3 separate regions of the Homo sapiens genome follow, and all the other regions are linked to region 3. A link is a contact called in ENCODE Hi-C or POLR2A ChIA-PET data. All regions are on one chromosome and are shown on one strand. Each heading gives the region's core, a stretch centred on a gene start or an enhancer-like site at or near the end of the contact. The rest is flanking DNA. Distances are from core to core; before and after follow the strand shown.

Region 1 (2,500 bases), core at 1-2,500, 840 kb after region 3:
CTCCTACTTCTTCAAGGCTGGGGCTTCTGGCTGTGAGCATCTCAGAAATCTGTTTGCTTTTCTCCTAAGTCACCGTCCGCCTGCCTGTGCCTTCTCTGTCTCCAGCACCTGCTGAGCAGCCATCAGCCAGAGGCAACATCTGTGACATCACAGCTCAAAGCCCTGCCTGGGTATCTAGGCTGGGCATGGTGGCTCACACCTATAATCCCAGCACTTTGGGAGGCCGAGGCAGGCGGATCACCTGAGGTCAGGGGTTCGAGACCAGCCTGGCCAACATGGCAAAACCGCATCTCTACTAAAAATACAAAAATTACCCGGTCGTGGTGGCGTGCACCTGTAATCCCAGCTACTCAGGAGGCTGAGACAGGAGAATCGCTTTAACTCAGGAGGTGGAGGTTGCAGTGAGCCGAGATTGTGCCACTGCACTCCAGCCTGGGCAACAAAGCAAGACTACGTCTAAAAAAATAAAATAAAATAAAACAAAACAAAATAAAATAAAATAAAATAAAATAAAATAAAATAAAATAAAATAAAATAAAATAAAATAAAATAAAAATAGCCCTGTCTGGCAGTCCTCGGGATGAAGCCGTTTCCTCTGCTTCCAACACATGCGAGGCCTGTCTCCCCTCCTCTCCCCTCCCTGGCACCCCACACTGTCCCCAGGGCCTGCTCTTCTGCTCACCTCATGGTACCGGCCTGCAAGCCATTTCCTGGGGCCTCCCCGTCGCCTCTTCCAGAAACAACTCCTGGAACTCCCCTTGGAGGTCAGGCCAATGACCTGTGCCCCGCATTGCCCTCCATCCTCTAAGCTTCCCGTGGGTAGGGACAATTCCCAGTTCTGAAGGGCTCCCCCTGCCCCGGGCCTGGCTCTTGGCAGAAGCTTAACAACAGACCGGCCACGTTCGTGTGACCTGATTCTCTCCGGCTTTCAGGACGTCCTGAGGCTGCACCCACGTGGCAATGGTGTCTGTCGCGCTGTCGCCTGGATCCGGCACCACTAGCGGAGCCGAGCAGAGCCCAGGGCTCCAACGCGTAGGGAAAAGGCTGCGCCGCTCCCGGGGTGGCCCCACGCCCCTTCTCTGAGCTTGAGCGGCGGCGCGGGACGGGGACGGCTCTGGCCGGGACCAGCAGGCCTCGGGCATCCGGGACGCCGGGGCCGCGCTCCAGGCCAGGGGCGGGGGCGGGACCGGGGCGGGGGCCGGCGGCGGGGCCGCGCCCTCGGCCTCTCCCCGGGGCGACCGGGCGGCTCCACACGCGCTGCGCCCGCCGCCGGCCCCACGCGCGGCCCATGTCCTCCGCGCCGCGCTCGCCCACCCCGCGGCCCCGCAGGATGAAGAAGGACGAGTCGTTCCTGGGCAAGCTGGGCGGCACCCTGGCCAGGAAGCGGAGGGCGCGCGAGGGTGAGTGCGCGCCCGCGCCCGCCGACCCCCGGGGACCTGCCCGGCGGTGCCCGCCCTCGGCCCTAGAGCCCCACGAGGCCGCCCCCGCCCTCCCCCACGCACCCCGCCCGGCCCACGCGGCTGCGCGACCTTCGGGACAGGCCAGGCCTTTGACCCAGGACCCGTAAACAACGGCCGGGACCTGGCGCGTGGGGCCGCGGTGGCCTCCGGAGTCTGCCAAACGCGCGTGCGGGCGCCTGCGCGGCGGGGACCTCGGGCCACCGTGCGGGGCCCGCGCCTGCTCTGCCTGCCGGGTGTTCAGCTCTTCCCTGGGCCAGCGGCATAGCCAGCCGCGCGGGGTGACCGTTCATTCCATGAGCAGTGACGCTCACGTGTGCAGGGCACTCTGGGCAGACACGGCCTGGGGGACCCACTACTGGGTGTTGCGCGGGCGCCCTGCAGGGTGCGGGGCTCAGGGCGTGCAGGGCTGAGGCCTGGGAGGCCTGCGAGCAAGAATTGCAGAGATCCCATTAAAAATTTTTTTTTTTAAATTTTTTACTGCGTGTGCTCACGAAACACTACCAACCTCGTACGTTTTAAAGATTGTTAGAGTTGCAAGGGATAGTCTGGTGTCTTTAAGTGTACCGCTTGCCCAGGGCCTCCTGGGAGATACATTCTGGAATTTTCTGCTTGGGTGGGGAGGTTCTGCCCCGGGACCATGCCCTATAGTGAGATTTCGGATTGGTGAGAGGTGAGGGGAGCTGCTGTGGAAAGGCAGATGGAGAAAGGCCGGCCTCAGGTGGGTCCCCGGGAAGGAGCCCTCCCATAGCGGGTATGCAGTACGGTTTCCTTAAACCACCTGGGCCTGACATATCCCCTGGGAACTCTTCCTGTGCCTCCAGGGATTAGTGTACCCCGGGATGCAGGTCCCCCATTCATTTCTTCCCTGGGACTCTTGTATTCCTAGGGATGTGTGTGCCCCGGGAAGACATATGACAGATTTGCCTCTAGGCATGTGTGTGCCCCCATGCACCTGCTCCCCAGGATTTTTGTACAGTGCAGGGAACGCTTGGTTCCCCAGACATTTTCTCCCAGGGATGCCTGTGCCCCCAGGGATGCGT
Region 2 (3,341 bases), core at 777-3,276, 540 kb before region 3:
CACTTTGAGGAGCTGGGATGGGAGGATCACTTGAGCTCAGTTTGTGGCCAGCCTGGGCAACATAGCAAGACATTGTCTCCATTAAAAATACAAAAAATTAGGCCAGGCACAGTGGCTCACTCCTGTAATCCCAGCACTTTGGGAGGCTGAGGCAGGTGGATCATCTGAGGTCAGGAGTTCGGGACCAGCTTGGCCAAGATGGCGAAGCCCAGGTGTGATGGCGAGTGCCTGTAATCCCAGCTACTTGGGAGGCTGAGGCAGGAGAATTGCTGGAGCCCAGGAAGTGGAGGTTGCAGTGAGCTGAGATCATGCCACTGCACTCCAACCTGGGTGACAGAGAGAGACTCCATCTCAAAAAAAAAAAACTTAGCCAGGCATATTGGCACGTGCCTGTACTCAGGACACTGAGGTAGAAGGATCACTTGTGCCCAAGAGGTTGAGGCTGCAGTGAGCTATGATCGCGCCACTGCACTACTGTCTGGGTGAGAGACTCTTCTCAAAAAAGAAAAAAGAAAAAAGAAATGTATGGAGCAGCCAGGTGCAGGGGACGTGGCCATAAATCCAACCACCAGCTGGAAGGTATGGAACACCACCAAAAACAGCAGGGAAGGGTTGGGTGGAGACCAGGGGAAGCTTTAGAGACACAGGCAGGACATTTCAACAATAAAGGAGGCAGATGCTTTCTGGGGAAAAATGGGCCGGGTGTTGCATGGAGGTTGGGGTGATGCCCACAGGTTCACCCTGGCCAAGGTTGCCTGGGGTCTGAACATCCCGAAGTTCTGGGTTGGGCCACACTTTCCTTAGCAACCACCCAAGCCAAGAGGCCTTTTGCCTGGATCCCCAAGGAGGAGACTCCAGGTCCTCCCCAAGGAGGGAGGACCCAGGTGCCCTCCAAGTGGCAGATGCCAGGCATAGAGGTAGAGGTGGAGGTGGAGGAGCACTGGGCTGATTCCTCCTGTGCCAGCCTCCCCACGCCTAGCGGGTCACAGTTGACAGGAGAGCTGCCCTCTGCAGCCGCAGCCTCCACATGTCCACACAGACTCAAGCCTCCAGCCTCACCATGGTCAACTTTTGAGAAACTGGGGAGAGGAGGTGGCCTGGGGGGAAGGGAAGGTGGCTCTAGGCCAGCCCAGGAGTGACAGCAGCAGAGTGGACTTTGAAACCCCATGGAGCAGGCTCCTTCCGGCGGCAGCGTTGTGGGACGGTGGCCAAGACTAGTTTGCATTTCCCCATCTGTGAAATGGGGCAAACAGCACTGACACCGCAAAGTGTGAGGTCCCCAGCACAGCTTGCAGGGTCAGTGGGAGCCTGGCCTTGATGGGAGCCTGGCCCACTGAGCATTGGGAGGATGCCCCCGTGTCATCCGGGTTCTGTTCCTTGTTGCTAAACGTGCAAAACCCTCTGACATAGTGACATCGCACACACACACACGTTCAGTCGCAGTCAGTGACATCGCCCATTCACATACTCCCGTACACACACACACACCCCATCACACGTTTCCATGCCCGCCCTTCACACCCACGGTCACACTCACACACACATTCACTCTCAAGCCATTCACACGCTCGCTCACACACTCACACTCAGCGGCACACACGCTCACAACCACGGGTCCCTCCAGCAGCCAAGGCCCCACGGCGGCCAGGGCAGGGCCCAGGTGCCCCCGGGTGCTGGGCTCTGGCGCGCCCCCCGGGCAGGAGGGCTGGGTCCCCGCTGCAGACTGCCAGGGCGTAAGTAGCGGTCACCACGTAGCTCGCCCAGGCCCTTGTGGGGTGGGGTGGGGCGCGGCGGGCTGGGCGGGCGAAGTGGGTGCGGCCGGGTGCGGCCCGGGTCCCGCGTCACCTCCCGCAGGCCAGCCCGCCCCCTCGCCGCCGGGTCCCAGTCCCTCGCGACGCCCCGCGGCCCCGGCGCCCCCTCCCCGCCTACCGTGCTGAGCTGGGCCCCCATGGTGGCCCCGCGCCGCGCTCGCTCTGTCGCCGCCGCCGCCGCCGCCGAGACCGTCGCGCCCGGGCCCGCGTCACTCCGGAGCAGGGGCGGGGCCGAGGGGCCAGGCGGGCGCGCGGGGCGGGGCGGGCGCGGGGGCGGGGACCGGGTCGCTCCGCCTGCTTCTGCCGGGGATGGAGACTGGGAACTGGGGATGCGGCCCTCTGCGCTCCGAGCTCTCCCGCCGCTGTGCTGCCCCGCGCGGGACGGTGGCCTCTCTGGGCCTCGTTCGCCGCCATAAAGGAAGCAAGATGGCGCCCCCCGGATGGGAGCGAGAATAAGAGGCGGAATCTTCCCCCGGCCTCCGAGACTGCAGGGGCCGGTCCTGCCTGGCCTGGCCTGGGCCTGTGCCTGCAGCTGCTCAGCGCGGCCCTTCCCCGGGCCTTTGAATTTGTAGTTCCCTGGGCAGCACTGTTCCCAGCTGCCTCGGGCCGGGTTAAATGCTGCGGTCTCAGCACGGCCCGCCCGGAGCCTCCTCGCCGGCGGCGCCTCCGCTCCCCACGCCATTGTCCCACTGTGGAGTGATCTTTGTCCCACTTAGCTGAAGGCCTCCTGCGTGTTTCCCCCACTCCCACCCCATCCCAGTGGACTGTGCGCTCCCGGAGGGCAAGGCCCTATCTGGTTTGAAGTCCCGTACATCCCCAGAGCCTAGCCACACAGAGCCTAGCATATAGTAGGTGCTCAATAAATACCTTTTTTTTTTTTTTTTTTTTTGGTAAAGCAGGGTCTCACTCTTGCCCAGACTGGAATGCAGGAGCCTGATCACAGCTCACTTTAGCCTCAACCTCCCAGGCTCAAGTGTTCCTCCTGCCTCAACCTCCTGAGTAGCTGGGCACATGCCACCACGTCCGGCTAATTGTTTTTTTTTTTGAGACGCAGTTTCGCTCTTGTTGCCCAGGCTGGTATGCATTGACGCGATCTCGGCTCACCGCAAACTCCGCCTCCAGGGTTCAACAGATCCTCCTGCCTCAGCCTCCCGAAATTACAGGCATGTGCCACCACATCTGGCTAACCAGCTAATCTTTTTTTTTTTTTTTTTTTTTTTTTTTTTGAGACAGAGTCTCGCCCTGTCCCCCAGGCTGGAATGCAGTGGCGCCATTTCGGCTCAATGCAAGCTCCGCCTCCAGGGTTCACGCCATTCTCAGCCTCCCGAGTAGCTGGCACTACAGGCACCCCACCGCGCCCGGCTAATTTTTTGTATTTTCAGTAGGGACGGGGTTTCACCGTGTTAGCGAGGATGGTCTCGATCTCCTGACCTCGTGATCCGCCCGCCTCGGCCTCCCAAAGTGCTGGGATTACAGGCGTGAGCCACCGCGCCCGGCCTAATTTTGTATTTTTAGTAGAGACGGTGTTTC
Region 3 (3,365 bases), core at 202-2,701:
CTCACCATCCCCTTCCCAGATGGAGAACAGGTCTCAGACGGGCGAGTGACCGCCCGAGGGAGGGCGTGCTGCCGTGGAGGCTGGCTGGGCAGGAGCTGGTCATTCCCACTGTGCTCCTTCCACGCAGCCCATGGGAACCTTTTTGTCCTCATGAACAAACCAAGGTCCCTTCCACCCAGCACAGGCCTGGGACCAGAGTGGTCCTCGGAAAGCATATGGCAGAAGTGAGGGGCAGAGGAAACTCTCTGTTACACTGTAGCATAAGGAGGTGCCACTCACTGCACGTTTCCAGCAGGAAGGTTCCTAGTCCAATCAGGATTACACAGAGAAAAACTGGCTCAGAGACCGTAGAGTCTGGCCAGCAGCCAGGCTCAGGGACTCCTAGTTCCCGGCCCGGGTCCCTGTTCTTGGCTCTGGGGTTTCCACTTCATCACCTGCGCCACTAGGCTCATCTCCGTCCGGGAGACAGCACCTGGAGGAGATGTCGGGTCCCAGCTAAAGAAAACACCCCCCCCCCCGCCAGCCCGGGAAGGTGCTGTGGCCTCAGCCTCTGGGCACGCAATAAAAATCCAGGGCTCATCCCCAGCCAGGACAGTGGGGAACGCTTTGGAGTGGAGGAGGCAGGTGAGCCGGATGGGCCGTCCTCACAAAAAGGGAGAGAACCTAGAGGCTTCTCAATCTTTTCCATTTTTCTTTAGATTTCTCCTCCACCTCTCACAGCCTGTTTTCTTTAACCTGCAAGATGAGGGGACCCCGAGGCTCAAATCAAATGAAAAAACACCGAATTCTGTGAACCCAACAGTTACAGCTACACAAATTCACGGGGTTCCCGTTGTCCCTGTGAGGCAGCGGCTGAAAGAATCCCTCTGAAGGGACTCTCGGAGCCGCAGTGTTCTCATCTGTGAAGTGGGGGTGATGAGTTTCACTCCTCGCAGGGCTGTGTCAGGCTCGGGTGTGTGGAGGACCTAAAGTTCCCAACGCAGCCCTCAGCCGGTCTCGGGCCCGGGCAGATCAGGGCCGCAGGTACCCCGGTCTCCTGCTGTCACTCTTCGGCCCCCAACTCCACGCCGCTCCAGAGCTGCCCAGGACGCGCTCTGGGTGGCTCACCGCGGCTCCCGCCGCCCGGGAGCGCTCTTCCCTGTCCCGCGCCGCGGGCTCCCGCCGCGCTCCCACCCCGGCCGCCGCACGTGCCCGCCGCCCTTCCCCGCACCTCGTGCTCCAGCTTGTGCAGGAGGCGGCCCCAGTAACGTTCGGGGACCCCCGAAGCGCGCAGCGCCGGGCCGTGCAGCGCCGCGAACTCGGCCAAGGCCTGCGCGCCCTCCTCCGGCGTCTGGCCCGGGCTGCTACGCTCCGCAGGCCGGCGCTCGGGACCCCGCTCGGCCTCCATGGCGCCAGCACCCGCGCCGACTCCAGCGCCGCCACCGCCGCCGCCGCCCGCCGTCCGTCGGCCCTGCCCTCCCGCCTCCGCCCCCTGCCCCGCCCCGCCCTCCTCCCAGCGCCCCCCCCCCCGCCCCGCCCTCCTCCCAGCCCCCCCCCGCCCCGCCCTCCTCCCAGCCCCCCCCCGCCCCGCCCTCCTCCCAGCCCCCCCCGCCTCCGCCCCCCGCCCCGCCCGCCTCCCAGCACCCCCGCCCCGTCCTCCTCCCAGCCCCCCGCCCACCGCCCCGTCCTCCCCCCAGCCCCCCGCCCCTGCCGCGCCCCCTGCCCCCGCCCCCTGCCCCCCTCCCCACCGCCCCGTCCTCCTCCCGGCCCCCCCGACCCCTCCCCTGCCCCGCCCTCTTCTCGCCCCCTCACCCCGTCCCGCCCCGCCCCCAGTCCGCCTCCAGCCCGGTTTGCCGCGGCCCCCGGGCAGGCCCTGCGCATCGGCGGGGTGCGTGCGAGAGCGCGCGAGCTTGCCAGGAGGGGGCGCGCGTCTGCGACCGCGCCTGTGGTTTGGCTGCCGCCGTGTGCGCACGCGCACCTGATGGTGGCTGAGCTTTTCTCGCTCAGCGCGCGGCGACCCCGGGGAATGCCGGGAGGGCGGGGTGCCTACGTATAGGGCGCTGTCAGGACCGGAAAAGGCCCCACCGACGGCCCGGAAGGTGTCCTGGGGCCCGAACCCGGTGAGGCGGCGCTTCTGTGCCTGCACCGGGCACACAGAGCTCGCAGGCCCCCTGCCTTGGGAGCTCTCGATTCTTGTGAGCGTTTCACCAGATTTGGATGCTGCAAAATCGTGGCCCTTCTCAATTACTTATATTTGGATTCGGAATGTCAGTTGATCCAATTAAGACCAAGTGTACCCGTCAGAGGAATTTACTCCTACATGTCGGGATGTTTCGAAGTGCAGTTGAGCTGGGCGTGGTGGCCGCGTCTGTAGTCCCAGTTACTCGGGAGGCTGAGGCGGGAGGATAGCTTGAGCCCAAGAATTCAAGTCCAGCCTCGGCAACATAGCCAGACTCCCTCTTTAAAAGAAAACAGTTCAGTTATAGAATTTCAAAAGACATTCTCTTTTGAACTCTCATTGAGTTTTATTGCTCCATAGGGATACATTTCAATGTCTTCCTTTTTGCAATTTTGTAAGAATTGTAATTTGCTAAAAAACAAAGGCTGAAAATTTTTTGGAGCTTCAGATGCTATTTTGATAACATTTTTGAACTGAGTTTGAATAAAATGCACCAATTCACGGACTTGTTCAATTCCATTGTAGGAAGCAGGTGGGTCTGCAAAGGCAAAAATTTCCAAACTCAAGTTGGTGAGGGCTGCAGAGAAAAACATTTTATTTATTTATTTATTTTGGGATGGAGTTTTGCTCTTGTTGCCCAGGCTGGAGTGCAATGGTGCAGTCTCGGTTCACTGCAACCTCTGCCTCCCGGGTTCAAGTGATTCTCCTGCCTCAGCCTCCCAAGTAGCTGGGGCTACAGGTGTGTGCCACCACGCCTGGCTAATTTTTTGTATTCAGTAGAGACAGGGTTTCACCATGGCCAGAGGAAAACCCTGATTCCTCGGTTTTTGTTGTGGAAGCCAAGGCTGAGATTGTACCATTGCACTCCAACCTGGTCAACATAGCGAGACTCCATCTCAAAATAAATAATATAGTAAAACAGCATCACAATGCTAGGATGGGGCATGCTGGCTCACACCTGTAATTCCAGCACTTTGGGAGGCCAAGACAGGAGGATCACTTGAAATAAGGAGTTTGAGACCAGGCTGGGCAACAAAGCAAGACCTCGACCCTACAAAAAGAAATTTTTAATTAGCCAGGTATAGTGGTACACACCTAGTGCACCTCCCGCTTCCACAACCCTTCCATCGGTCCCGCTGGGGAAGACAGACTGAGTCTCAGTTGTGTCAGGTACTGGTCAGATTATGTGAACATTCCTGACCCAGCC

What was found. Hi-C counts contacts between places; a loop is a spot of excess contacts on that map. ChIA-PET counts read pairs that join two places held with the same protein, here RNA polymerase II (POLR2A). Pooled maps may share reads with other maps.
Region 1: a loop to region 3 is called in a pooled map, with 10 times the contacts of the local background. The contact joins the promoter of PARVB here to the promoter of TTLL12 in region 3. A Hi-C loop is called at or near these places in 1 of 37 single-sample maps with no recorded cell type and 4 of 50 pooled maps. POLR2A ChIA-PET finds 5 or more read pairs at or near these places in 1 of 52 experiments (AG04449).
Region 2: a map of sigmoid colon shows a loop between it and region 3 (6-fold over the local background). The contact joins the promoter of CYB5R3 here to the promoter of TTLL12 in region 3. A Hi-C loop is called at or near these places in 2 of 168 maps with a recorded cell type or tissue (naive thymus-derived CD4-positive, alpha-beta T cell and sigmoid colon), 1 of 37 single-sample maps with no recorded cell type and 9 of 50 pooled maps. POLR2A ChIA-PET finds 5 or more read pairs at or near these places in 5 of 52 experiments (A549, H1, HEK293 and 2 more).

Annotation. Positions count from the first base shown.
Region 1 is chr22:44,023,052-44,025,551 of GRCh38, forward strand. PARVB (parvin beta) reads left to right here and starts at 1,251. Exons shown (of 13, transcript NM_013327.5): 1 at 1,251-1,400. The coding sequence starts at 1,289. RefSeq lists silencers at 1,119-1,228, 1,259-1,378, 1,449-1,498, 1,549-1,758.
Region 2 is chr22:42,647,366-42,650,706 of GRCh38, forward strand. CYB5R3 (cytochrome b5 reductase 3) reads right to left here and starts at 2,027. Exons shown (of 9, transcript NM_000398.7): 1 at 1,930-2,027. The coding sequence starts at 1,950. RefSeq lists silencers at 1,538-1,887, 1,908-2,097, 2,408-2,507 and an enhancer at 2,202-3,015.
Region 3 is chr22:43,185,683-43,189,047 of GRCh38, forward strand. TTLL12 (tubulin tyrosine ligase like 12) reads right to left here and starts at 1,452. Exons shown (of 14, transcript NM_015140.4): 1 at 1,211-1,452. The coding sequence starts at 1,387. RefSeq lists enhancers at 103-607, 548-627, 638-697 and silencers at 1,078-1,297, 1,338-1,497, 1,746-1,865.